3 separate regions of the Mus musculus genome follow, and all the other regions are linked to region 1. The links are chromatin loops, found by intact Hi-C in ENCODE. Cell type or tissue: gastrocnemius. All regions are shown on one strand.

Evidence for each region. A loop is a pair of places that touch in the nucleus more often than their neighbours do. Peaks named below come from ENCODE experiments on the same cell type or tissue, not always from the same donor. Only the 100,000 strongest peaks of a DNase experiment are listed, where the experiment ranks them.
Region 2: a loop joins it to region 1, with 4 times the contacts of the local background. A loop is called at or near these places in 14 of 42 quality-filtered maps.
Region 3: a loop joins it to region 1, with 5 times the contacts of the local background. A loop is called at or near these places in 5 of 42 quality-filtered maps.

Annotation. Positions count from the first base shown.
Region 1 is chr1:44,740,953-44,748,952 of GRCm38, forward strand. It overlaps Gulp1 (GULP, engulfment adaptor PTB domain containing 1), which reads left to right. Exons shown (of 11, transcript NM_028450.3): 4 at 3,522-3,593. It overlaps 4930521E06Rik (RIKEN cDNA 4930521E06 gene), which reads right to left and starts at 3,997. Exons shown (of 3, transcript NR_040602.1): 1 at 3,980-3,997; 2 at 3,204-3,284. In gastrocnemius, CTCF peaks have their summits at 506 (motif pointing left) and 4,923 (motif pointing right); a DNase peak (open chromatin) is centred at 4,923.
Region 2 is chr1:44,548,025-44,556,024 of GRCm38, forward strand. Gulp1 (GULP, engulfment adaptor PTB domain containing 1) reads left to right here and starts at 3,647. Exons shown (of 11, transcript NM_028450.3): 1 at 3,647-3,848. It overlaps Gm39635 (a long non-coding RNA gene), which reads right to left and starts at 3,433. Exons shown (of 3, transcript XR_865406.1): 1 at 3,356-3,433; 2 at 2,285-2,686. In gastrocnemius, CTCF peaks have their summits at 3,600 and 4,512; DNase peaks (open chromatin) are centred at 2,372, 2,502, 3,661, 3,928 and 2 more places; H3K4me3 peaks cover 2,728 bases; H3K27ac peaks cover 2,846 bases.
Region 3 is chr1:45,427,620-45,435,619 of GRCm38, forward strand. It overlaps Col5a2 (collagen, type V, alpha 2), which reads right to left. Exons shown (of 54, transcript NM_007737.2): 6 at 7,273-7,326; 7 at 2,279-2,389. Among named protein-coding and RNA genes, the nearest start is that of Col5a2, 72 kb to the right of the region's middle. In gastrocnemius, a CTCF peak has its summit at 4,461 (motif pointing right); DNase peaks (open chromatin) are centred at 3,015 and 4,487; H3K27ac peaks cover 1,907 bases.

The DNA of each region.
Region 1 (8,000 bases):
CTAATCTACTAAATTGATTGAGAAGCAAAAAGGTTAAAAGGCACTTTAAAAAAAATCATAGTATGATGATGTTAACCTGACATAGAAAATCCATCCTATTATATTTATAGTCTGTGTTTTTGCTTACAAAGATATGTTCTCATTAATCTATTTTTCTTTAATCAGAATATCATTAGTTAATACAGCACCAATATTCTTTATTAATCTTAGTCTTAAAATTTTGTATACTTTAACATATATGTAGTTCTATTAACATTTCAAAACCAATTATGAAGTAAATATATACAATAAATTGGCATATTTTGAATTTGATAGAAGTAAAATATACATTTCATATTTTTATTTTTAAATAATTCCTTCATGTGCTAAATAGTGACACATTTCATGGCAGATTCAGTCAATCTTCTATTTGCTTTTGTTTTTAACTTTATTTCTAGAGTGATTCTTACATATTTGAGGGAGCAGACAAGGCATTTTAAATGGCTCCCTGTTGATGTGCAAGACTGCTCTCTGCTGGCAAAGAGGCATGAACCTCAAAAGAGTTCATTTTAAGGAATCCTTGAAAATGAGGATACAATTCTCAAACTTGTCCATACTTTTATATAGTGCTTATGGTGAATATAATGGGATGAAGGAATCATTGAGAGAAAAGGATAACAACTCAATGAGGTATATGCTGCTTTAACCCATTGGTAGTTATAAATATTTGATAAATATTAATCAAATGTGACATACTGTAATATAATCTTTAAAAATTCCATGAAACAAATATTTTATACACTAGCAAACTTAATGGATATTTCTATACTTTCAATTTCAATAGACTGTAGACTACAAAATGCCTATTCTTTGTGCAACTGCCTAGATCATAAGTTTTCTAGTACATTGAACTGAGAGATTTTCATTCTCTGTGTAGAGTTACATCTACAGTTGTTCTGTATTTATCAAAGTCATTTTGAAACATTAAAACAAAGAGATGGTATAGTTTGTCAATTAAAAAAATATATATACACCACGTTGCCATACAGACTAAGAATGTACCAAACATTTCTATTGTAGGTAAGGAAATTTCAAAAGATGGACATTTATGTTGCTGCCAGCAGAATGCTGGACTGTACTGCTAGCTCTATTTCTTTCACGTTGTTAGTGACCTCACATTGCATTTTCTCTTGCTATTTTTTTTTCTGAAAATTCACCCAAGTCCTTCTGTAATAGTATTTTCTGAGAAAACAACAACTCCCTGTGAGTCCAAGGTCCTTGCAGTTTTCATCCTAAAGCCCTGTGACATCACTAGTCTCCTAGTCTCCTTCTCTCCCTTCCTCCCTCCCTCCCTCCCTTCCTTTCTTTTCTCCTTCCCTCTCTTCCTCTCTCTGTCTCTATATCTCTGTCTCTCTGTCTCTGTCTCTGCCTCTCTCTCTCTCTCTCTCTCTCTCTCTCTCTCACACACACACACACACACACACACACACACACACACCACTAGGACAGTTTCTTCTAAGCTCCAAGTTTGTAGACATAGTTATTGGAGTCCTCATCATTTTAAAAGGCATTCTTTAATATAAATATAATTGATTTCATGGTGACCTTTCCATAGGTTCCTGGTCTCTAATTCACCATTCCTTATCTTCTTACAACATCTTCCAAATTTTCCTCTAGAAGCTAGAGAACAGAACGCGTCTGTTGACATACAAATAAACAAGGAATGGCATTTATCATATTTATAAAGCACATTGCTATTTTTATGTTATTTCAGTTGCTCTTTAAGATGATTTTGCAATGAATGAAGAACAATGTTAATATTCTTTTATAGAAAAGTCAGATAAAGACCTAGGCTGATTAATTTTCTAATATATCCACAGTCTAAGTCTAGAGTGTATTCTAGTACCTTATATTTTGTTTGAGTTTCACCAATACTTTATAAAGAACACGGGATGCACATAAGTAGCGTGTACTTAATTTAGGGATTACAGCTTTTGAAATTTGAAAATGAAGAGGAAATATAAGAAGTAAATCCTTTCAGTTATAAAATCAAGTTTTATGTATTTATGTTTTATGTATTTGTATGTATTTGTATGTATTTGTATGTATTCGTATGTATTTATATGTATTTGTATGTATTAAACATGTATGTGCCTCTGTGTATATGTATATGTGTATAAGTATATATGGGTATACATATGTGTGTGAATATATATACATGTATGTGTGTGCATGTATTTTGTATGTAAATATGTATATAAATGTGTATGTGTTTGTGTATTGTATGTGAGTGTGTATGTATGTATGTGTATGTATGTACTTGCTCTACTTTGTAGCCTGTGCTGGTCTTTAACTCACTATGTAGCCCAGGTTGGCCTATGATTCCCTGCCTCAATCTTTCTAGTGCAGGGAGTGCAGGGATAAGGAACGATGATAGGCTCTAAGTGTATTTTTTAACTATGTAAGGTAAAATTTGATAAAATTAATGTAGCGAGGTCTACATTAAGACGTACTTTCATTCAATACCATTAGCTTACTTAAAGGTAAAGCCTATCAAAAGTGGTGTTAAAACAGTCTTGGAGTATTGATGTTTATGGATTTACTATGAATCTTCTGGAGTTTGTCCACATTTTTCCCATAGGGGTATATTTGCATATAATATTTATGACTCCTGTCATTTCTGTCAAAGTATGACTCTTACTCTATAAAATTATTATCAGTTATTGATACTGTCTGGAATTGACATGGCATGCCCTCCTAGCTCAAGTTTTGTTTGCATATAAAAATTCTTCTTTTCCCACTCTCCTTGCTAATAGGACGTTAGTGATGCATCTGCCAATGGCTTTGAAATATTCAGAGAGCTTGAGAAAAAGAGTCTGCTATATGGATTAATTCTGATCTAAAAAAAAAAAACTGGTTGTTGTTAATTCTTTTCTTTTTGAACCGTTTATCCTTTACATGATCTAACATGGTACATTCTTGGTTTAAATGTTAAATACGCACCTTTTAATCAGCTCTGAAGCTCTGATATGTACAAATGTTCTGGCTCTGCTGCAAACTGAGAACTATTACTAGGACCTAATCAAAGCATGTATTTGTATATTCTATGATTTTAAACTTTCATTAGTGCACATCAGTCCGATTGTATTTTAGCCTTGAGAAAAAGGAGTTTTGATAACGTGAAGCCAGTATGATTAGCAAGTACAGAGTTAGCATTTACTCACTCTTAACTGTTGAGACTGAATTTATCTCTTTGAAATAATTTATCCCAATGAAATAATTTCACTTTTCATTCCAGTAAGAATCTTCAAATAAAAAAAAAAACATAGGTATGACATGTTAAGAAAAATAACTTTTGAAAAATAAGAATTGCAAATAGTCAATGCATTTTCATGTAGTATATAGAAACTGAGCAACAATTGTTCTCCTTCATTAAGATTTGGGTTTGAATTTTTGCCTAACTTTCTCATACACACTATCAGCTCCAGAGGGTTCAGTGATGGGTTTACTAAAGTCTGTGTCTCATGGATGCTCATGTTCAGTTTCTTGGCAGTACCGAAGTGGAGCAGCCAAAGGGAACAGAAGTTGTGAGAGATGCTGTCAGGAAGCTGAAGGTAAGAGCTCTTCAGAGAAACGGCTAGTGTAATGATCTTGTGTCATCAACAGATTGGCAGAAGCTAAAACATAGATATCTGTTTAAATTACTCCTTAAATTAAAAGATAACTTAAATTCTCTTTAAATTACAATTAAATAAATACCACCTGTTCAGGGAGACATTTTGAATTATAGACATATTCATGCAATTATTTTTCTGTACGTAATATATTTTTCTATAGTATAATTTCTTACAGTAACTAAAGACTTTTAAGGCAGAACTCAATCAATGTTTATAGTCAGTGATCTCCCTTTCTATGTCCTGGACAATATGTACTCCATGCTCTAAATCACAACTAGTAGGAACTTTATATAAATCTCTAACAATTAAGATATCATATCTACCAGTTGAAAACAGTTAGTGTTCATTCCAAAGCAGAATACTAAGGATACCCTAATGGGCCATGCCAATGAGCAGCTTTAGGGGAGCTTGTGTGACTAAGAAAGCAGAAGAAAATATTGAATAAACACCCCAAATATTCATGAGTAATTTATGGAGTAAAATGTATGCAACCCCCAAAACTCATGTTCTGCAAGTTTCCTGCGAAACCCTTTTGCCACAAGCATGCTTATGAAATAGCTCACTTCTCAACAGTCAGCCCCACCGAGATTTTACAGCTAGGGTATTTCCTTCAAGATAATGGGTATCCTCATGATGTCAGAGGTCTACAGACTTATATTCACAAAGTTAGCTTTTCTTCTGTGTGGCTACTCCCATAATTTACTGCATGAGGCACAATCTTATTCTAATTTTGATTTCCAGGTCATACATTTATTCCATGGGAATATTAGGTGTTTTACCTAATATTTATTCAAATTAGAAAGTGTCTTAAAAGAACAATTATATTGGCAACATTCCTTTATATCTTGGGAATTCTTCATTCCATATCTCATACCCGAAACGAACTTCAATGACTTTTAAAACTATGGCTATATGTATTATATGACATTTCTGTATAATTTCATACTTAGAACTGAAATAATATTGTGGAATATAATGGAAAGCAGTAAGAGTTTTAATGTACACCTAGTGGGCAGTAGGTTTTATTAAATGTATATCTCTCACAATATGCATTTAACAAATATTTTGGCTGAAAAATTTGTTTCTCAGGAAAGGATATGTATATATTAGGAGAGAATATTTTACTAGTGAACATGAGGAAGACAATGGTTTTTATGTAAATTTGTTTTAATATTTCTTTTATGTTGTATCTGTTATCAGAAGCTATGATACAATCAATATTTACACATATTTTAATTTTGCTGTCATATAGATGAGACCAGATGGTGGCGCTGTGGCTCCACTAGAAATAGAAAGTACCAATTGCTCATTACCTCATTTTGATTTTCTGCTTATTTTTCTCAAACCCATATTTCCTGACTCGTTTGTACATATATTATACTGTTATACTCAGATTTTTCTCATGTAATTAAAAATGCTATTTATATTTACTCCCCTTTCAAAGTCTTTCAAAGTTTGCATTTTAAATGTAATGGCTTTTTTGACTTTTGATAATAATTCAAAATATAAACATAATGCAGGGTGATGAAAATCGTAACAAATTTTCAACAATGCTATTTTCCTACCTCTGTACCTCATGGTATCTGCTTGAGTTTTAGCAAAATGCTTCTAAAGATTTGAATGCTGACTAGTCTGTGACTGTAGAGAATTCCAAGTTTGTAAACTTTAATGTAATGATTTGTGTAATAACTGAAATGTTCCCATATTCTGTTTGCTGAAACAAACAGAATTTTTTCCTGTTTACTTATGCTTAAGCTGACATTTAAGAAAATGATAGGTATCTAAAAGAACTTAGCACTGCTGTCATAATAAAGTTCGTTTTCAGAAGGGGTCTGGTTCAGTACATTCAGGGCAAATACCAGGACTCAATTTGTGTTTACCATTTGTTATGTTTCTGTATGAGTACACACTGAACATTGGGATCAATGTCTTATGGACCCAGTTTGAAAGGCCCTAGTGGGTGAAGCTCATTTTATACACACAAAGCAGCTTCAGTGTGATATATAGCCTTTAGAAGATACTGACAAGACATGTTAGTCAGCCGGGGTCTTCAGCGCTGTATTTCACTCTGTGTACCGTATTTCTGTTTTTCTTTTACTTTTTATTCAACTGACCAGTTATCTAGAACTTAGTTATATACAAAAACCATGATTATTAGCAATTATTTAGCAACTAAGTAGGAGAAACACAAAGTAGTGCCAAATAATTTGCAGATTATATGATAGGATACATAAGTGATCCTAAAATCCCACCAGAGAACTCTTACAGCTGATAAACACCAGCAAAGTATCCAGCAAAGTGGATGCATATGAGATTAATTAAAGAAGAAGAAGAAGAAGAAGAAGAAGAAGAAGAAGAAGAAGAAGAAGAAGAAGAAGAAGAAGAAGAAGAAGAAGAATAGTTCTCCTATATACAAATGCCAAACAGACTGAGGAACAATCAGGAAAATAATACCTTTCACAATAGCCTCAAATAATATAAAATATCTTGGGGTAACTCTAGCCATGAAAATGAAAGACCTGTACTATAAAAATTTAAAGTCTTTGAGGAATTTAAAGAAGACATCAGAAGATAGAAAGATCTCCTATGCGCATGGATCAGTGAGATTAATATAGTAAAACTGGCCATCTTACCAAAGCAATCTACAAATTCAATGAAATCTCTGTCAAAATTCCAACACAATTCTTTTTTTTCTCATTGCAGTTTTTTTTTCATATTTTGGGGATTTATTTATTTATTTATTTATTTTTATACTCCAGATTTTATTCCTCTCCTGGTCCACCCTCTGACTGTTGCACATCCCATACCTCCTCCCCACCCTCCTGTCTTCATGAGGGTTAGGTGCATCTTCTCTGAATAAACCCAGACCCAGTAGTCCTCTGCTGTATATGCCAAGACAATTCTTTAGAGACCTGAAAAAGACAATTCTCTACTTCATATGGAAAAGCAGAAACAAAGAAACAAGCAAAAACAAACAAACAAACAAACAATCCCAAAAAACCAGGATGGCTAAAAATAAAAAAAAAAAATCTTGAACAATAAAAGAACCACTGTATGTCTTTGTGTTGCTAATTTCAAGTTGAACTGCACAGCTATACTAATAAAGCTACATATTGTTGTCATGAAAACAGACTCATTCATCAATGAAATATAATTAAATTACTAGATATGAATACACAAACTTATGGACACCTTATTTTTATAATAAAGCTAGAATTACATACTGGGGAAAAAATCACTTTCAGCAAATAATGCTGCTCTAACTGGGTGTCTGTAGAAGAAGGAAAATAGATTTATATTCATTACACTGCACAAAATTCAGGTCCAAGTGGATTAAATACCTCAACATAAAATCTGACACACGGAACTTGATAGAAGAGGAAGTGGGGATAGCCTTGAATGCATTAGCACAAGAGACGACTTTATTAACTCAAGACTGATAGCTCAGGTGTTAAGATCCACAATTAATAAATGCGACCTCCTGAAACTGAAAATCTTCTGTAAAACAAAGGACACCATCAGTAAGACAAAGGGGCAGTCTACAGAATGGAGAAAGATTTTTAACAACTCCACATCTAATAGAGATAACAAACAAACAAAAAAACCAAATATTCCAATTAAAAATGAGGCATGGATCTAAACAGAGAATGATCAGTAATGGAATCTCAAATGGCTGAGAAAATTTTAAATAAGTGTTCAATATCCTTAGCTATCAGGGAATAGCAAATTAATTGCAACTCTGACATTTCATCCTACATCTCTCAGAACCGCCAAGATGAATAACACAAATGACAGCTCACGTTATCCAGGTTGTGGGGAAGGGCACTACGTTTCCAGTGCTGGTAGCAATGCAAGCTTGAACATACGGAAATCAATATGGGCATTCCACAGAATGTTAGAAACTGATCTGCCTCACCATCCAGCTATGCTATAGGCACAAAGGATGTTTCATGCTACCATAAGGATATTGCTGCTTTATTTCTAATAGGTAGAAACGGGAAACAACCTAGATGTCCCTCAACATAAATCACATTCAAAACAAAACAAAACACAACAAAACAAAATTGTGGTACATTTATACACTGGAGTATTACTCAGCTGTTACAAAAACACCACCATAAAATTTGCAGGCAAATGGATAGAACTAGGAAAAAAAAAATCCTAAATGAGGTATTCCTGATCCCAAAAGGCAAATATGGCATGTATTCATTAATTAATTAAATTAAACTGAATCATTAAATAAAATTAAATAAATATTATATTAAAATATAGATTTAATAATAAATGTTTAAATAAATGATAAATAAGTTAATGATAGCCAACCCAAAGAGAAGGGGTCTAGAG
Region 2 (8,000 bases), 190 kb before region 1:
GTTCTAACATCCTTGGGATCTTTATACCTCCAAGCCATTTCCTAAAGAAGTTCAGTTTGAAAGTTAGACAATGAACATAACTTACACAAGAGCTAATTTAGAGACTTTAAGTTTTCTGAGAAACTACAAAAGCATACACTGATGCGCATTATGTGCAATGTCTGGAAAGAGGCAGCTGCGGAGACTCGTGTGTTTTCAAGTATCCATCCAACACTGAATATACTTTGTAGTAATAATTTGTTTTCTGTGTAGTAACTTTGACCTGTCATAGATAGGGAACACAGATCTAAATAAAGAACGAACTCAGATCTTCAGGAAATGGTTTTAATCAGGCAATGAGGACAAGGCTGCAAAGGAGACTCTTACTGAGAGGGGAACACCGGGTTGTAGCTCCGAGAACCCAGGCCTTAGCTCTCCAAAGGCAGACCAGTTTCACCATGGAGTTTAGTGAGAAAGGGGTTAAAAGTCCTTTTAAAAGCTAGTAGAGGCAAATGAACAGCTAAAAGAACATGCTCTCCAGTAGTTTGTAGACTGGAGTTTATAATGTTCATCTCTGTAATCAGATACTTTCTTTTGGTCCTATATTTAAGAAGAGTTGTTAATTGAAAAAGATCTGCTGTTTCTTAATCTAGTATATTCTTGGGAGTCTAGTATTCTATGCTAGACTAGACTCTATGGAGTCTAGTATTCTAGTATTCTAGAATCTTTTACAACTGCATTAAAATACCCAGTATTTACAGGTATTCTTAGGTGATAGCTATACTGATAAAATCATTATGCAAATGGCATTGCTTAATTACCCATAATTATTCATGAATTATTTACGATTATTTACAGAAAAAACTACTATACTTGTTTTCAAGTGTTTTTGTTGTAATTTCCTTCCTTCCTTCCTTCCTTCCTTTCTTTCTTTTTTTTTTTTTTTTTTTTTTTTTTTTTTTTTTTTTTTTTTTTTTTTTTTTTTAGGGTTCTGTGTATCCCAAGCTTTCCTTTAACAAGTTATATGCCTAAGATAATGGTAAACTTCCTATTTCTATCTCCTGAGTGCTGGGTTCACTTGTGTGTGTCACCACATCTATTTTTATGGTGCACATTAGACAAGGAGCCAATAAAATGAGCTACATACTCATCCTCTCTGTTATAGTAATTTCAATGTATGCTTATTTATTTTGATAAAGGGGAAAGCAAGCAAGGAAAAAAGAAAGAAAGAAAGAAAGAAAGAAAGAAAGAAAGAAAGAAAGAAAGAAAAGAAACCCACGAGCCAAATTCACGCGATCTAAACGTGGAGTCAGGAAATCACCTAACATCTCTGACCTTCCTTTACCTTAGGTTCCAAACAAAGGAGTTTGCTTAGACTACATGATCTCCACATTGTTTCTGTTGGAAATACTGAGAGGTTGGGTCTTTTTAATGCAACAAGTATCCGAAAAGGCTCACTCACTTATAAAATGTTTGGAGAGGAATTTCCACTAGCATATCCTGTCTCTTCAAATTACAGCAAAATATGATGGAATGTTTAAGAACCTTTTTTTTTTTTCTGTCTTCTTTCTCTAAAACTCGTCTATTTTAACCCCTGTACACTTGACTGCCATAAACTATAAATAACACCTAAGTCTTTTCTCCTATTGTAATTGGATAGGTAACAAGAGTGTCCTGGAAAAGAGAAAGAGTAAGAAAGGGGTCTGAAATGGATTTCGGTCCCTCTGCTGCCTCTGCCCTGGCTTGGACTACATCATGTTCCAAAGCACATCGATATTTACGCATGTTAGCCGTGTAAACCGCTTTATATCTTTCCCCTTTATTTTTACATCCGAACTAAAATTGGGACAGCTAAATTTTAAGGATTATCTTCCCAGAAAGGTTCTCAGCGGTCCTCTCACGCTCCAAGATTCTCTCTTATGAGGATGTGTTCTTCTTCTTTTCCCAGTCAGAAGTTTACCAGGCTCATTTAAGAATAGTTTGCTGTGGCTGGGTGTGGTGGCGCATGCCTTTAATCCCAGCACTTGGGAGACAGAGAGAGGCGAATTTCTGAGTTCAAGTTCGAGGCCAGCCTGGTCTACAGAAAAAAAGGAATGGTTTGCTGTTTTCCTCTCAACTCCACACCATTTCTGTTCTGAATTCTGAGGTAAGCACAGAAAGATTGCTAATAAGTAGAATGTGGCTGTCGAGAAAGTTGTCCTATTATTTTGGAGGGAGGGTGTTGGAGTAGGGGGATGTAGGGTTGTGGGTCCCAAGTCCACTCCACTACAGGGCACCGGCGCTTGGGAATCTTGACAGGACTTACCCCACACTGTCCCTGGGTGGGTGTTGGGCTGCAGGGAAGCCACGGGACTCTGCTCCGGGGGTGGGGAAGCACAGCCTGAGGTGCAGGACAGCCAGAGCTGGCTTGGAGCTCCCCAGGCCTGTGATAAGACCTGGTCTTCTGGTTCTCAGGCTCTTGGACATCCAGGTGCGGCTGGAAGCTGAGGAAGAGCTGAAAGCAGAGTGGGGGCCCGAGGGTTGGATCTAGCCCAGGGCCAGGGTGGGGGAAAGAAGGGAGGAGCTCTGGCTGGTCTCAGGGGAGAGTCCTTGGCTTGAGTTTAGCTTGGGCTTGGGTCCTGGCTGGGAGCACAGAGAGGCCTTCTATGGAAGATTACACAGTGGCTCTGTAGACAAAGGTCATCTCCGTGTCTCCCTGCGGCAGATCCTGAAGAAAAGAGGCAGTCCTTGGTTTTAAGGCATTTATTGTCATGGCAGAAAGTGGATGTGTAAAACCATACCCCCCTTCTCAGGGTGGGCCTGAGATTAAATACCTTTTACAGGGAGAGTACCTCATTAAAATAGAGATTAGATTTGAGCCTATGTGACCACAGGTCATATCCTCTACCTGTGGAGGGGCTTGGGGAGTTGCGCTTATGTAACTGATGACCACAAATCTATGGAGGATGGAGGTGGGGCTACAGCTAGTGACAGAGGCCTGGTGTCCAGGAGCAGGCAAAAACTCCTACTGTCCCTTCATGGTCTCCTGGGCATTTAGCCTTAGCTCAACCAGGGACCAGCTACCTTTCACCGCCCCACGGGGGGGAGGGGTAACGTGCAAAGATTCAGACAGAGTTTAAAAGAGAAAGAAAGAAAGAAAGAAAGAAAGAAAGAAAGAAAGGAAGGAAGAAAGAAAGAAAGAAAGAAGAGAAGAGAAGAGAAGAGAAGAGAAGAGAAGAGAAGAGAAGAGAAGAGAAGAAAAGAAAAAAGAAAAGAAAAAGTCTAGTCCCTGCAGCTGCGTTTCACGAGGCTGTGGAGAGCCCTCCTCACTTATATTTATGCCCTTTCTGTGTCACTTTCTTTTTTGTTAAACCTCAGAGGTGTTTTAAATTCTTACCAAACAGCATCTGTGGGAGGAGGTTTAAAAGGAAACCTGGAGCTGTGGAAGTGGGGCGGGGCCGGTGTTTTCTCTCCGTCTGAAATAAGAATGGACAGCTTCTTCTGGAAACCGGTTTCTTTCTGTCTTACTCCCTAACCTCTCCAGGTCTGCCTTTAAAAGCAGGACAGTTCTGCATTACTGCAGAAAACCCCACCAGCGTCCCTAGTGCGCACACAGAGCCGGAGTTTTCTTCTGGCCGAGAGGGGGAGCCCGGCGATCCTAGCCCTCAGCAACCGGGAGTCCCGACCCAGCCCCTGCCGTCGCCAGCACCAGTTTGGGCTTCAGCGGATTAGAAGGAGGGAGAGGACCAGAGCCCTAGGGTCCGGAGCCCAGTGCCTTTCGAACCTGCACAAAGTTTTCCTGTGGGATACGAACACGCGATCGTGGGCCACGGTTCCCGGAGCTCCTGTGCCTGCCCCAGCCCTGCGACCGCATCCCTCTACAAGCCAGGGTAGGAAGCGGGAGCGTCTCTGGTCCGGCCAGCTATGGCCAGGTGGCGCGGAACCAGGAACAGACCCCGAGAGGAAAGCGCAGTTAGCAGGAGGGTGAGGAGGGCACCGGGCTGCGACCGCTTATAGGTTGCGCAGATTCCGACCCCGAGGGCACAGGGAGTCTGTGGGCACTGAAAGAGGGACCTGTTGCTGCAGGCGGGGGCAGTGAGGGAGGAAGATGGGGCCACCCAGGGACGCCAGCCCTGTGCCTTCCCGCCGCATCCTCCCCTCGACCCAAGGAGGAACTTCTGGGCGAGGTGGGGGCTAGCAGGCGTCGGGAGCAAGCGGTGGGGGGACGCTGGACCATCCCGCCCGCTGCGGGTGCATGGAACAGAGGCTGCTCAGCAAAAGGAGGCATCGCTGGGTCAACTAGGCGACCCGAGAGCCAACTTCCTCCAGCTTGGTCTCGCTTTGTTTGGGTCGCTGTAAAAATGTGGGCAGCGGCAGGGGAGGCGGCAAGGAGCTTGTGACTGGGCCGCAGATACTTTAAAGCCCTACGTGGGTAGGGCCCCCACTCTCGGGCGGTGTCCATGCGGCTGCCCTTTGGCTAGGCCGGTCAGATCCCCGCTTCTGCGGGCGTTATGTTAGTGGGACTCAGCTTGCCAAGCTTGCTTGCTCTGGTCCACCTCCTGGTGGTGGCCCAACTGGCTCTCTATCCTGGGGCTGCTGGGCTGATTTCCCTGTTTGCAGGAGGGAACTCTGGGCAGTCTAGTTTTCTTGGAATGTGTTTACAATGTAGAATGGGACTTGAACAGGAAGCTGAACGCTGCAGCTAGAAATAGCGTGCCAAGGTAGAGTGAGGGAGATACAGCTGCTGTTGGGGAAACTCTCAAGTGTGGGCTGGCAGTCAAGGAACACCCCTACCTCACCCCGACACACACACACACACACACACACACACGCACACGCACACACACACACACAGCGTCTTAGTTTTTCTTGATGGAGCTTGTCTTTGTTAATAGACATTTACGTGCGATATTTCAGTCTGTTTGACAACATAATATCAATTAGGAAGATTTAATAACTGTGTATTCTGTCTGCTTTTAAAAATGCTGCACCAACATTTAAGAATGAAAACTTTCTAGACTCTGTCAATTCTATTAATTCTAGGGCTTGCAGAGGCCAGGATACCTATGATTTTATGTAGTCCATATGGCTGAACAGGTCGTAAAAGAGTACGAATTAGAAAACAGAGTAAACGATGAGAGGTGGAAAATCCTGAAAGGAATTGGATTTTTTTTTTCAGTTTTGCAAATTGCCTGGTTGCTCTGCCAGCCTTTCCCTCCTTCTTCCTCATAATCAAATAGCTAGAAATTGCTAGAAAACCCACCGAATGGGAGAGTTTGGACGCTGGTGTCTGCAAGCTTTTCTAGAAACAACGGTGAGACTAAGGTACTGCTTCACTGCATAATTAAACTCTCCTTGAGCTGTCCAGGAGCATTTCCCAAGTTTTTAAGACTGACAAGAAAAGAATGGAAGAATCTGGCAGGCAGCCAAACTAGACTGAACTCAGTAGGCAGGCCTGAAAGAGACTCGGGAAGTTGCAGGGCATAATTTGAATGGCTTGGTGGTGGTACTGGGGCTTAAATAGGGGGGTTCTTTTAAAATGAAAACTTTAAATGACTAAGAGTCTTTGGGGAAAAAAATAAAAACAAAAACAATTGACTAAGCATAGAATGCAGTTGAATATCAAGGAGAGTTAAGAAGGCCCAAAGGGAAGTGTGGTCCTTTCCACCCTTGCTCTGAAATAGCAACAGTTTGCGTGTGCTTACCCTGTTACTCGGTCTTCTCCAGATGCACCTTGTTAGCTGCCACTTCAGTCCTTCAGGCCTTGACCTTTCTTCTTTGTTTTCATGGCCAGTAAGAATGAAAGACCAGCACTGAGCAGATGGTTTTCCACCTAAATTGATTAATTCAATTAATTTCAGATAGCTTGGATTTGGGATCATAGAATTAAAGGGGAAAATTCATCTAGTATGTCTTTCTTGTATTACAGAAGAGCCCCCATAATAAACAAATCTTCCTCCTTTCCCTGAAGCAGGATAAATCAGGGTGCAAACTTACTGCTCCTTTCTCAATTCCAGGCAATCTAGAAACCCTGAGCCTTATCTGAAATTCAGACCCTTTTCTTTATTATCTTTGCTTCTATTTAATCTGTCCCTCAATTTGTTCCTTAGTGAGGTGGATGAGGTAGGCATGGGAGGTAAAGGGTAAAAAGCAAATGTGGTTTGTATTCCTTCTGAATGTTGGAGTTTGAGGTTGTAAATGTCACTCTTCTCTCTGAGGTTGACTTTATGAATCACCCTGTGCAAAGTGTCTTTCTTTACCATGACTTTAGTTTTTCCACTTGCAAAATAAACTTTCCTCTACACATTCCCAAGGTCACTAAAGGGATCAAGTGATGTGAAAAGCTTTTTTTTAAAGGTCATGACTTTTCTCACTGAGTCTATGAGAATAAAATTGAGTTGTTTATATCTGTTATACGTGCACAATAATATTTCTGTAAACTTATTTTTTACCTTTTATTCATAGCTATAGTATGACTGCATTGATATTATTGCTACTCCTCCCTTTCTGATTTAACATCTCCTGTCCTTTTCCCACAATTTGTCAAGTTAATCTCTTCATATATCACACACACACACACACACACACACACACACACACACACACAACTAAGAAAAACCTTACTACTTTCACTTACTGTTACTGGTATGTTTAGGATGACCACTTGGGATAAAGTAACTTGTGTCAAGGATCCAGTCCCGGGAGGAAACTCTTCTCTCAAAGCCACTGATTGACTGTAGCTCTTCGTGGAGGGATGGGACCTTGTGAAAGATGCACATTCACATTGTCATATCAGCTAGTATTGTCATTACGTTGATCTTGTTAGGTGACTGTGTTGTTGACGTTTCATGAGTGAGGTTTTTCCATCATGTCTGAGTTCTCTGTCTGGCAGTAGCTGTCCTTGTCCTTCCTCTTCTAACAGAGTTTTCCCTGAGCTTTAGGCGTATGAATTATGCTGTAGATGTATTTGGGTCTGGATTACTCATGCCATTTAGTCTCAGCACTTTGAACAACTTAATCTGTTGGAAAAAAACAAAACCCTCTTGGATGAGGCATGAGGGTTGCTCTTATCAAAGGGGCAAGTGTGAGAGCCAGAGTCAGGAGCCAGGGCTCGGAGTGCACAGTGTCTCAAGCCTAGGAGGGTGCCATGTCTCAGGCCTAGGAGTGTTCAATATCTCTGGCCTAGGAGTGTGAAGTGACTCAGGTCCAAGAGTGTGCAATATCTCAGGACTAGAAGTATGAAAAGTCTTAGGCCAGCTTGGTTTTCAGATTTTCATTGCTGAGCATGTTGAGTGAGATTTTGTTATAATAAAGGCTGAGTCATTTTGTTAAGCAGAAGAGAATAATTCATTGCTATTTGTTTATCTTTATATTAAAAAACAGTTAATTTTGAAGCATAGCTTATATTTTTCTTTATGAAACGTTAACAAGCATGTTTGCAAAATTGTGCTTATTTAGTTGTTTATCAATGTTTGCACATTCATTTTTTTGGTGCTTTTGAGGTAGTACCTCATTCTGTATCCCGGAATACCTGGTAACTCACTATTCATGTATCCAAGGCTGGTATACACTGGAAAAGAGGCAATCCACCAGCCTCATTCCATCTTTTGAGTTCAGGAATTCCAGGCATGAGCCTCCTTGCTAGCCCGCCTTTCTTAGAAGCAACATTTGAGAAACTAAAATACATTTGTAGTGTAGAAACTAACTGGTGATAAGCACAACAATTTCCATATGGATTCTATGCTAGATTTTGGAGCCACTGATGGGTTGACTCCTTTAGTATTTGTTATGTGCTGAATATGAGCCTTGTTTCTCTGTCAAGATTTTAGCACTGAACTCAGCTTTGTTTGTTTATCTGTATGTGTTAATTCATTTGTTGTCTGTATGAACATCTATAACTTGTGAACTTGTTAGTTGGTGAGTTGGTGATATGTGATACTTGTGAAATATTTAATTTTTAGTTTAGCTAATAGATACTATGTCAACAGTAAAACATATTACCTGTTTTTAGGTTCCTTGTGTTATTCATAAGAACAGGACAA
Region 3 (8,000 bases), 690 kb after region 1:
ACCTTTAAGATACTCTGGCAATTAAACTGGCCAAAATTGTTCAACTATATTTCAGCAGCTTTATTAATTTCCAGATTATAGTGGGGAAATATCTGTATTGTTCAAAAAATAAGCAGACCATTCTTCAATTAGAAGCAAATGCATGAACAGTTGTAAAATACTAATAATCTTCAGACTCCATAAGTTGACCTGTACTATGTGATATACTAAGTAGCATATGCCTCCACCAAGAGTTCAATTGCGTAGACAGAACAAAGCATTTTATTTGATTAAAGTAGGATATAAACATTTAAGGAATATTTGTAATCCTGTTGTGGTTTGGCTGTGGCTCCACCAACATACCCCCCCAAAAAAGGTCTGTGTTAAAATCTTGCCCCCCCCCACTTTCTCAACTATGTTCATAGCAACTTTATTCAAAATAACCCCGAACCAGAAACAACTTAATTTTCCCTCAACTGGAGAATGGATAAAGAAAATGTGGTACATCTACACAATGGAATACTACTCAGCTATTAAAAATAAAGACATCATGAATTGTGTAGGCAAATTGGTGGAACTTGAGAATATCATTCTGAGAGAGGTATCCCAGACACAAATGGACATGTATGGTATGTACTGACTTATGAGTAGATATTAGCCATAAAATACAGGTTACCCACACTCCACTCCACAGACCCAAAGAAGCTAAACAGGAAAGAAGTCACAAGTGAGGAAGCTTAACTGTCACTTAGAAGGGGTAATAAAATAATCATAGGAAGAAGATGGAGGAAGGAGACTGGGTGAGGGAGAGGATGGGAAGGGGAATAGGGGTGGTTTCAGGATCAGGTGTGGGGAAGGACAGGAAAGAAGGCCAGATGACCAGAAGAATGAATGAAAATCTGAAACTCATAGGGGTAGGGGAGCATCTCAAAAATAAATAAATATAAAAAAAATAAAATCTTAGTTCCCAGTGTAATGTTTACAAGTAGACTGTTGGGAAGTAACTTGTCTATGGAATTGCCTGATCAATGACTCCATCCACTGATGAGAGATTTAGAAACACAAATGAGGTCTAGCTGAATAAAATTAGTCACTGGGGGCATGTTCTTGAGACCTATGTCTTTTCCAAAACCTTTTCCTTTATTTGTCTTCTCTCCTGGCCAGGGAGAAGGGGAGTATTTAATCTCCCCACATTAGTCCATAATGCTCTGCCCCAGCAGAGACTTAGAAACAATGGAGCAAGCAACCATGGATGGAAACTTCTCACACTGTGAACTAAAACAAATCCTTTATTGTTTAAACTGTTTCTTGTCAGCATTTGTCATGATGACAAAAAGGTCTGCCCCAAGAGTCTGTACAACTTCCTGCTCTTTCCATCATCATAGACATGCATCCTCTCCCAGAGGATTGATTTTGTCAGTGTTTTTGTAGTCTGGGAAACAGCAGGACAGAAATGTATGTTCTTTAGTTCATTGTGTGGACAGTGCCTTGGTCAACCAGAAAAAAACAAACAAACAAAAAAACAAAAAAACCCAAATGTCAGAGACCATCCCATGAGAAAGTGAGCCCTTCACAATCTCCCTAACAGGCCAAATGGCCTTGTGCTAGGAGCTGGTTATCACCCCCTTCCCCCCTATTCCCTTCCTGGAACCTGAGGCTGTAAAAGCTGAATTATAGTCCCCTCTTCCCTATCTCTTCCTGAACTCCCATGACATCCAAGGACATGAGTTACGCCTGAGCCTGGCCTGACACCCAAGGCTGTCAAGGAGGATCTATGTTCCAGAGATAAGATGCAGAGTGCCCTCTGCCTGGCGCCTGACTTCGGCCCCCATGTCAGCAGATGCCCACTTCTTTGTTCTTTGTAAAATTCCCCCTCGACCCCTCCCCTATTCCCCATGATGTATGCTTTAAAAGGAAGGCACCTCAGCATAATAAACGAGACCTTGATAGGTACCATCTTCTTGGTCTCCTGTTTCTCTTTCTCTTCCTCCCATTTCCTTCCAGGTTTGCGTTCCCCCTTGCACCCACAAATAACTGAATCCCGTGGGATGGGATACCCAAAGGTTTGGAATAAAAGCAAATAGTTTGATACAAGCCTTCAGAAAATAACACTTTGTGTTTTTCCAACAATCTATCATGGATTTATCAGTTTCACTGTTGTTCATAGGAGGTCCACATTTACTATACAGGTTTTGGAGTAAGCCATCAACCTCTGAACTGATACAGTCTAATAACATAAGAATGAATTAATGACTTTCATGTAACCTAGTTGTTACACTAACCAGAACACACAACTCACCCTGCTCATGCCATCAGGTCCTGGGTGAGAGGGGTGCCCAGGAGGCCCTGGAGCACCTGGCTGACCAGGCACACCTGGCTCTCCATCAATTCCCTGAGGACCACGAGGACCCTAGAAAAGAAAACCAGCTGTCATTAGAACCATCTTAAAATGTGTCCGTAGAAAGCTAAAAGCAGTTTTAGATAGCAGTCATGATAATTACAAACAGACAATCTAAACACTGTCAGTGTCAACACAGTCCAGCACTTCTGCTATGGAAATGTAGTCTTGGTAAGAATTGTACTTGATGTATGAAATCTTAGAATAATCAGAAAATCACTTCACTTTAGCAGCATTTAGAATGAGCTTTGTTTGGTGAGATTTTGATGCTTATGTGAATTTTAAAAACAGGTTCTAAATTCACTCGTCTGTCTTGTTACAACATGTTATAGTTAACTAGAAAGAGCCTGCTTAACCCGAGTCCACCCTATCTTATCCAAAAGTATAAAAGACCTCAGTAGAGTTTTTTGGTCTATTTCATCTTCCAAAGTACACAAGACTTGCAGAATATCTGGTGCATGGTTGTTCTCCAACATTGTGGATAACATTTGCCCATTTCACTCTTCTATACTTTAAGTCTGGCACATTTTATTTTCCTTCTCACCCAAGTGGTCAACCAGACCAACGAGAATTCAGAGGCAAGGCACTGTGATCCAGCAGAGTCTAGTTCTCAGAGGAGTGATCACTAAGCCATGCTGCCAAGCCCCGCCCTCCTCCTAACCCACATTCTGAGGACAGCTTGGGAAATAGCCAAGTCCTCAAGTCTGAAAAAGCTACATCTCCCAGCTTCATCATTCACATCAGACATGTGAATGTGTGCATGCATGTGTGTGTGTGTGTGTGTCTGTGTGTTAATCTTAAAAGTCTTAATAAGTTCCGATAAGAAAGAGAAGAACACATTAGTCACCAGATAATTTCACTTTTATCACTAAACATGGAGTTTAAGTAAAGTGGTATGCTGCTGTTAAAAAATAACGGAAGCTTCTAATTCTTAGTCAAGAGGGTAGCTCTTCTTGGCCCACAGTTAGGACCAATAATGCAGCAATATTAACAAGCTGAAGCAGCTGGTTAACCATACTTTGCTATATTCAAGAATCCATGTCTTTCAGTATTGGGCCAAAAAAAAAAAAAAAAAGCCATTTATGCCTTTGTATTTAGGTAGAAAAGTCAGTCTAGAAAATTCAAAACTTCTTGAAAAATATTTCTACATTTAAAAAATCAACCTCCTTCTTGCCCCTAAACTACTGGCAATTCGCTAAGCTCTTTCTTTAGGCATGAGCAAGCTGATTCCAGCTTTTGAGTCAGGCTCCTGGATCACACAGTGTGTAGACACCTTTTACCTCTACACCAGAACACTGGAGAAGTACTTGAGCTTATTCATGGTTCTCACTGCCCCCCAATTAAACTATTAAATGATAACTGTTATTATATACAAAAAAGGTAACAAAAATAAAATGTTGGGGCTGGTGAGATGGCTCAGTGGGTAAGAGCACCCAACTGCTCTTCCGAAGGTCCAGAGTTCAAATCCCAGCAACCACATGGTGGCTCACAACCATCTGTAACGAAATCTGACGCCCTCTTCTGGTGTGTCTGAAGACAGCTACAGTGTACTTACATATAATAAATAAAATAAATCTTAAAAAAATAAAATAAAATAAAATGTTAACTCCAAAAACAGTTCCAAAAAACAGAAAAAAAATATTTATTTTTTTATGTGAACCAAAAGAGATCTGGTTAGTTTAACTCTCTAAACTGCTAATGTATTCGTTGGTTAAGATGGATCAGATACCAAGCTGGGTCTGATTTGGACTCTTCTCTAGTCTCCTGGAATCGCCTTTAAATATCCATTGTGTTTTGGTCTAGCACAATTTGAGATTTAAATTAATAAACATTTATGAAATTTTTCTAAAACAAAATGAAATTTAATGAGAATAAGAAAAACATTATGTAGACATTTTGCTGATGAAAATAAAAATAAACTATAATTGGGGATACATTAAAATACATTTCATATTTCCAATTAAAGTTAGTCATATAAATTTTGTGTTGGGGAAGGAAATGTTCTGTGTATCATCATTTTTCTTCCATCCCCCAGAATACTCTCAGGCAGCACTCTGCATAAAAGTACTTGTGGATGGCCACTAGGTGGCAAACTTTAAACGTTCACATGAAGAAAAGCTGCACACTCCACAAGAACTTTGTACCTCCTGCGGGTTAGCAGTTTGATTGCACAAAGTCCTGCACACGTAACCACTCACATGGGTACATTATGGAATGTTACAGCTGCAATAATTGGTGCATGTTTCACTGCACAGGTGACTCCTTAGGTGTCACATGCAATTTGTACTTAACATATGATTGAATGTTCATCTCCAGATAAATGACGAGTTTGTCAACATGAAGTAACCTGGATAATAATGTACTCTAGACTAAAAACCTTTGAGTGTGAAGCAATTTGAATAATACACTCTAAACCAGGGACTTTTGATGACAGAATCATGGTGGTCACTGGCTTCATGAGTTTCTATCTAATTACTACTACTCAATCCAGTACAATTTTGCCTAGATTTGGCAGCATCAATTCATTTTTATTTGCAACAATTAGAAGAGAAATGAGGGTTGCTACTGGCATCTGGTAGGTAGAACTGACAACAATCCCACAACATATAAGGAGTTATCTGGTTCAAGGCTTTTATAGTGTTAAAGTTGAGAAACCACATTACATGATGTAAATGATTTGTATTGTTTGATAGTACTAGAAACTGGAATTATTTTTATACCACTCCTTATTGTGACAGTAAAGACCTCAATCCAGCAAATATATCCAAGGAGGATTGTGTTATGAATCAAAATCTTCTACCTATCAGTATTCTGTGATATGCTTGTAGCTAGAAATTAGTGATGGTATTTATACCAAGATAATCAGCAAAAACTACAAATCACATATATTACCACTGCTCAGACTATCAGAGGAATGTATTCATACAAGAAGGGGGGTAGGAATGATTGTAGAAGCCAGAGGGATGAAGGACACCAGTAGAACAGAGTCTACAGAATCAACTAAACAGGGCTCACAAGGGTTCAAAGAATCTAAAGATTTTATTTGTCTTATAAATATGATGAGTGCACTGTAGTTATCTTCAGATACACCGGAAGAAGGAATCAGATTCCATTACAGATAGTTGTGAGCCAACATGTAGTTGCTGGGATTTGAACTCAGGATCTCTGGAAGAGCAGTCAGTGCTCTTAATCCCTGAACCATCTCTCTAGCCCAGGCTCAAAGAATCTAAAAGCAGCAACCACAAGGCCTTAATGAGGCATCTGCATACATGCTGTGGTTGTTTAACTGGGGTTTTTCTGTTGTTATTGGACTCCTAACAGTGAGAGTGAGAGCATCTGACTCTTTTACCTGATTGTGGGGAAAAATCTTCTACCAGGTTGCATTATACAGCCATGGTCTGAGGGGTTATGCCTAGTCTTATTGCATTTGTTACTCTGTGTTCAGTTGATATCACTGGGAAGCCTGCTCTTTTCTCAAAGAAACAGAGAAGTATATTTGGGGAGAGTTGGAAAGAGGAGGAGGAGGAGGAGGAGGAGGAGGAGGAGGAGGAGGAGGAGGAGGAGGAGGAGGAGAGGAGGAAGAGGAAGAGGAAGAGAAAAAAGAGAAGGAAGAGGAAGAGAAGGAGAAGAAGAAGAAGAAGAAGAAGAAGAAGAAGAAGAAGAGGAAGAGGAAGAGGAAGAGGAAGAGGAAGAGGAAGAGGAAGAGGAAGAGGAAGAAGAAGAAGAAGAAGAAGAAGAAGAAGAAGAAGAAGAAGAAGAAGAAGAAGAAAGAAGTCACCTGCAGTAGTAGTTGCTCTATACTCTTTTAAATAGCTGCTTTTATTTTTATACCCAAACACAGAATTATAGCTGATCAACATTCTCTCCCGTGGGACTAAGAGAGGAAACAACTACCTCGCTATGAAAGAAAAAAAGGGACAGGGGATAGGGATTAAACTCATAGTTTTCTAGCCAGAAACTCTGAATCTGCAATCATTATTTTCATAGCAACTTCCATGTGTCATTGGGCAGTGTCATCAAATATCTAGATCTAGATAGATAAGTAGATAGATGATAGATAGATAGATAGATAGATAGATAGATAGATAGATAGATAGATAGATAGACAGATAGACAGACAGATAGATAGAGGTGTGTGTGTGTGTGTGTGTGTGTGTGTAGTACAAGTACATTGGTAAAATATGTTTTCTGTGTAACCACCCTGACTCCACCCAATTGAATTCACCTTCTGCCTATCATTTTCATTCTCTAGTGACACCTGAAGAGCTAAAAGCTTTTAAACTATTAATTCTGTGAAGTAGTTCAGTGGGACAGCAATGGAGAATGCACAGCAGAATGAGAGAATGTAGTTTCTTCCCACCACAAATGGTTCCAACTTGCTTGGGGGAACTGTCATTCACCTACAGGCCTATGAATTCCATCCCTGATGACAGCTCCATTGTAAAAGTGTTCTGTTTTTGGTGAAATGTTTAGATGCCTTTTAAGGACACTAGAAGTAAATAAATTTTCTGTGTAAATTTTACTCATTAATTAATGTCTTTTTCCTCTATCCAGTTGTGTATTTCACTGCTAACTAAAAGTCATAGAGTTCGGGTGTTTTACCTTGGCTACACATTCTTCTCATTATTTACCAATGAATGATAACATGCGATCTCACCACAATTCACTAACCCTGTTTCTTAAGTTAAATTGATTTTAATTTGACTTTATAAAGGATAAGTGATTTCAGTTATACTATCTCTCTAGTAAACAGTGGGCAATAATTTTCATGCAGTAATTTGCTCTGAATTTGGACAGCTAAAAGATCATTTCACGAACATAGATTTTGTAGAATTTATTGTTAACAGTGCCTCAAAGGTAGAAAGTGCAAATCAGCTCATTTCATGTACACTTACAGGTCTTCCTTTAGGGCCTCGGTCCCCTCTTGGTCCTTGTGATCCTGGGGGGCCCTAGAGCATAAGAGCATAAATGAGGATTATGAACATAAACATTTACGAATGATATTTTAAGGATTCAATTGATATAAGAACATTGACACAGAAACATCACATTTCAATTTAGAGCACTGGAAGACTGGACAGCAAAGTCTGTGTGTATGATTACTTTACCCACAAAAGGGCAGAGTGAATTAAGAGTGAAGTTTGAAGATCTGTAAAGAATTAGATGACACATAAAGAAAGATGCTGTGTAAGTAAGCATATTAGGGTAAAAACTAATTGTGTCTTTTTAAGCACCATTTTTACTTCTCCTAGTGTGAATCATTGGCCATTAAGATCTAGGCACAAAAACAAAACAAAAAACAAAAAAACAAACAAACAAACAACAACAACAAATAAAAATGAGTTCAGGTGTGGAGACTTGCATAAAAGTGTGGATCCTAAATTATCAATTGTCTGGTAAAATATGTGCATTCAAACAGGTTCACAATGTTCTGGGTCAGTCATCACTGGTCTGCCTGCTGCTGTCAGTTTTATGTCACTTCATGTATTCACTAGTTGACTTAATATATTATTTTTACTGCATACCTACACACATATAATCTACTTATAATGAATCAAATTATAATTGCCACAATTTCTGTTCTACTTACAAATATTTTATTTCAAAATTATTATTTGTTTCA